2 separate regions of the Homo sapiens genome follow, and region 2 is linked to region 1. The links are chromatin loops, found by intact Hi-C in ENCODE. Cell type or tissue: heart left ventricle. All regions are shown on one strand.

What was found. Hi-C counts contacts between places; a loop is a spot of excess contacts. Peaks named below come from ENCODE experiments on the same cell type or tissue, not always from the same donor. Only the 100,000 strongest peaks of a DNase experiment are listed, where the experiment ranks them.
Region 2: a loop joins it to region 1, with 3 times the contacts of the local background. A loop is called at or near these places in 18 of 110 quality-filtered maps.

Annotation. Positions count from the first base shown.
Region 1 is chr5:69,363,573-69,366,072 of GRCh38, forward strand. All of the region lies in intron 2 of AK6 (adenylate kinase 6), which reads right to left. TAF9 (TATA-box binding protein associated factor 9) reads right to left here. Exons shown (of 3, transcript NM_003187.5): 3 at 1,171-2,182. The coding sequence starts at 2,165. The coding sequence ends at 1,371. Among named protein-coding and RNA genes, the nearest start is that of AK6, 4.7 kb to the right of the region's middle. In heart left ventricle, a CTCF peak has its summit at 1,065; no DNase peak of the experiment used is centred here.
Region 2 is chr5:69,041,586-69,044,085 of GRCh38, forward strand. No RefSeq gene overlaps it. Among named protein-coding and RNA genes, the nearest start is that of LINC02198, 13 kb to the left of the region's middle. In heart left ventricle, a CTCF peak has its summit at 1,413 (motif pointing right); no DNase peak of the experiment used is centred here; H3K4me3 peaks cover 803 bases; H3K27ac peaks cover 561 bases.

The DNA of each region.
Region 1 (2,500 bases):
AGGAGATCGAGACCAACCTGGTTAACACGGTGAAACCCCGTCTCTACTAAAAATACAGAAAATTAGCTGGGCGTGGTGGCAGGTGCCTGTAGTCCCAGCTACTTGGGAGGCTGAGGCAGGACAATGGCGTGAACCTGGGAGGCAGAGCTTGCAGTGAGCCGAGATTACACCACTGCACTCCAGTCTGGGCGACAGAGGGAGACTCCGTCTCAAAAGAAAAAAAAAAAAGGAAAGGCCAGGTGAGGTAGCTCACACCTGTAATCCCAGCACTCTGGGAGGCCGAGGTGGGCAGATCACTTGAGGCCAGGAGTTCAAGACCAGCCTGGACAACATGGCAAAAGCCCATCTCTACTAAAAATATAAAAATTAGCCAGGTGTGGTGGTGCACACCTGTAATTCCAGCTACTTGGGAGGCTGAGGTGCAAAGATAGCTGGAACCTGGGACATAGAGGTTGCAGTGAGCTGAGATTGTGCCACTGCACTGCAGCCTGGGCAACAAAATGAAATTCTGTCTCAGGAAATAAAATAAAATGAAATGGAAAATGAGTAGTTGTATGATAGCAAATAAAAATCTAGGTTTTAGAAACTATAACCTTGATAAATTGACGTTCTTTTGGACAAAAAAATATTTTAAATTAAAAAAAATATATATATATATAAACACTATAACCTAATTATCAGCCCTGGATCAAAAATGAACATGATACTGGCTTATAGTATCAGGAATATGAAAAACAAAGATGCTCAAAATTAACCTGCAAAAAGAGACACTTATAAATTTTTTTTTAAAAAGTGGAGACATACTGGGAGACACTAAGGGTCCTTAATATAACCAAAAGGACAGAAAAATGGGACCTAGGAAGTTGGGCAATTGAGGAAGATAATCAAAGCAGGTTAAGAATTCACTATGAATAAAAATCCTGACCAACTGGTCTCTCCAAAGGGGAGTCATGGTTATACTTCAGCAATCTGAGAGAACAGATCACAAGAGTGACGTACACACCAGAGATCATACTATGATCTATGTATCTGAAGACGTTTAAGGTGACACTCTAGTGGTCAAAAATAGACTGCAGTACTGCAAATTGCTGCAACTGCCAACTGTTACTCCTCTTGGTGACAACAAGGAGAAAATTGCTTTTAAAAACATAACTGCCAAAGCACCAACAATCGAATGAATGACAACTTTATTTTTCTTACACTTTTAAGGCTGATGAAAAACCTTCATTTCAATTGAAAAGTATGGTAACTGTGTTTACTCATTATTATTAGTTTTCTAAAACACAACTTGAAAACATCCAGCATGCATGTTTAATATCAGTACAATGAATTCAAGACCAAGTATACATGTTACATTCAGCAAGGCTAGATTACAGATTATCATAGTCATCATCATCATCATCGTCATCATCATCATCTTCACGTTTTCTTTTCAATGCATTTGATGATTCATTGGCAGTATTTTGTGATGACATCATATTAGTGGTAATAAGAATGTTTTTGGACCCGATTAATGATGGATTAATCAGAACATTCTGAACTGCTGAGGTTGCAGGAATTGAAGCTTTTACAGCTGGAGACTGAGAAGTAGGCATCTGTACTGTAAACCTTTGACCTGTGAGGGACATGGGAGTCCCTACTTTAGTTGAAACAGACATGGTCTGTGGGGTTGGTGTGCCTAGTGTGGGAGTACTTGGTCTGCTAGTAACTGAACCAACACTTAACCGCGGGACTGTTATTCTTCCCGCAGAAGTTGATGCCTTTTTCTGTAAAGATTTCAGCCTATAGTTTGGAGCTGTTAAGCAGTATCTATCAGGTGGCAACCTAGGACCTGAATATGGCTTGATCAATGGCAAAGGGGTTTGATTTCTTTGCCTTGCAATATCTAATAAAAAATCTCTTGGGGGAGGAGAGGTAAAAGACTGATCAGCGCGGCACTGGATTGCCAATCGCACATCATCTGCATCAACAGTAGCTTTCTTAGCATGGCTTGAATAAATTTTTGCATCATCTAGAATTGTGGTCACATATCGGAAGGCAAACTCCAACATCTGATTTATAACTCTTGGCTCATATTCTGTAATCCCCATATCCTTCAGGATTTGTGCCATCATCTGTGCATCTTTCGGCATGCTCTTGGGAGAAGCCGTCTTGCCAGACTCCATGATATCCGATGATCAGACTTTAGATCATTTGAAAAAAATATGTACATTAGATCAATCTGAAATAGTTACTTTAGTAGCAACTGTCAGGAACTTAAAAAAATTTTAAATCTATGTTAAACTGTAAAAAAATTTTTAAAATTTAAACCATATGTTTTCTTAATTTTAATGAGGCAACTTAAGGTCGCTTTAATTTATTGAGTTCCTACCATGTACAAATCATTGTCGACTATAAAAAGATGAAGACACAAATAAGGGAGCGATGAAAGATTAGGGGAAAACAGGGTAAAATAAATAAAAACAATGATCATCTTAGAATATATGCAGTTGCATGCAAA
Region 2 (2,500 bases), 320 kb before region 1:
GAAGAAAGGGGAGTATTTAATTGTGCATAAGATTCAGATAGGGAAAGTCATGACTAATGAATTAACAGGACTTCTGTTTTTATCCAAACTCTGCCAGACTGACAAATCAGAAGAAGCTGTCAATACGCAGCTTCACCATTTGAACTCAGCATTTGACAGAGACTTTTACCTTGTGAACAAGACAGAAGAATGTGGCCCAGATGATCACAAAGATAGGTGCTAATTATGAATCAATGTCAGCCCAGAGTTTCTAGTGTAAAGGAATTCTGTTTGCAGACTTGTCCTGTTCATTGAGTAAATAGTTGAGTGTACAGTTGGCTTGCTAATGCACTTCTCTGACTGCTGGGAAAGGTAGCCAATATATTTAATATGGCAGAGTGAAGATCCAAAGGCTCTAACGATAAGCCAAACTTAATAAAAATTTTAACTGAAATAAATGTAAAGCCCTACGCTTACATTTTTTTCGTGCATAAGAACAGAATCAGGTCCAGGCGCGGTGGCTCACACCTGTAATCCCAGCACTTTGAGAGGCCGAGGTGGGCGGATCACCTGAGGACGGGAGTTCAAGACCGCCTGACCAACATGGAGAAACCCCGTCTCTACTAAAAATACAAAAAAAAAAATTAGCCGGGCATGGTGGCGCATGCCTTTAATCCCGGCTACTCGGGAGGCTGAGGCAGGAGAATCGCTTGAACCCGGGAGGCGGAGGTTGTGGTGAGCCGAGATTGCACCATTGCACTCCAGCCTGGGCAACAAGAGTGGAAACTCCGTCTCAAAAAAAAAAGAACAGAATCAGAAAAACATGACTAGGCCCCTAATTAAACATGGTGGGGTTTATTTCTTTCTTGTTTTATTTCTTCTGTCCTCCCAAACCTATCAAAATGATAATAGATTAATTTTTGACAAAAAGTAAAACTCAAAAAAAAAAGAATGAGAGAGGAGAAATAGAAGACAGGAGATATGAGCAATAATTTGAAACACAGAAAGTGCATAGTAACTGATTTAGCAGAGCCTACCGTCAATGGGTCTGCAAAGAAGAATTCCAATGAAAGTGAAACCAATTCACTCCCAAGAACCCTGGAAAGACCTAGCACTAGGTTCTGTCCGGGTGCTGCAGAAAGGAGTGGTGAAGCACTGAGTGAAAAGTAATAGTGTGTGAAAGTATTCATATTAATAGAATGAGCTGCTTAGTGAGGGTGTGTTTTCATTCACTGAAGATGTTGGAGCAGAATTAAACACTAATCAAATATGTTATAAAAGTGATTCAAATGTTGGACACAAACTTGACTCCAATGACTTTTAAAGCCCCATCACTCTGAAATCCTATGATTCTAGAATTTATAGTTACTTACAAAATTGTGTAGACAGGACTTCAATAGGTTTTAGGTACTTCCGGATGTATTTTTATCAGCGTCCAATAGGTGGCGCTGTGGTATAAGATGAGACTCAGCAAATGGCTGCCCTTACTTGATTCTCCTGTGCCCTACCGAGTGTCTAATAACAAGTAACAGCTAGAATGTTTGATTTTTTTTAATCGGAAATCTAAACCCAGAGATTCAGAACACCTAGGTTTCATAGTTCTTGTGGCGCATGAGCCTTTGTGTGATTTAGTTTGTCATCCTTCTCTGTCCTTCCGTCTTATTCCTATCCAAGTTGTGGCACTTCAATGTATTTGTCGTTCTCGGACAGCAAAGTAAGTCAAACGCGAAACAACTCCCCCTTCACATCCCGGATGCCCTGCCTCCATTGCGTGTACCCTTTATCTCAGGGCTCTGAGTGTGTGGGGCTCTACAAGCGTTATCTCCCTTGATTTAAAAAATAATAATAAATAAAAACAAGACAAAACAAAGAACTTACTGTTCCAGCACAAGTTTACATCAGTATCGATCAGGAATACGATTGTCTCCGGCTGTCCTCCCTTTTCTGCTGATTAGGAGATTCATGCTTCGCTTCTTTGTTTTTGTTGTTTTTGTTTTCGTTTTGATTTATTAAATGAATTCCTTCATATCATAGCCAAGTCCAATACACTTTGCTTCCTAAAAGCTAATTACTTAATATCTAGCTCTTATTGACAAATTTTGCCACTCATCAAAGTTGTAAAACTTGGTTTCTTCATTTCCCTTTATCTGCTTCAGATTTACAAGGTCCCTGGGGAATTTCTGCTTCTCATCAAGGAATGTCTCCATCAACTCCATATATTCAGGTAACTCTGCTCCCACATTGAAGACTCAAATCCAGGAAAATTTCCTAACATGAGGCATCTGTAAAGCTGTCCAATTCACCCTCTTGGCATAACCTGTCCCGCAGGGTTTTTCAACTTAATGATTTTTTTTTTCATTTTGGCTAAATGCCATTAGTCCACCCAGAAAGCAAGACTGGCCTTTTTGTTTGTTTGTTTTTAACGGAGGTTTCACTCTTGTTGCCCAGGCTGGAGTGCAGTGGCGCGATCTCAGCTCACTGCAACCTCCGCCTTCCAGGTTCAAGCAATTCTCCTCCCTCA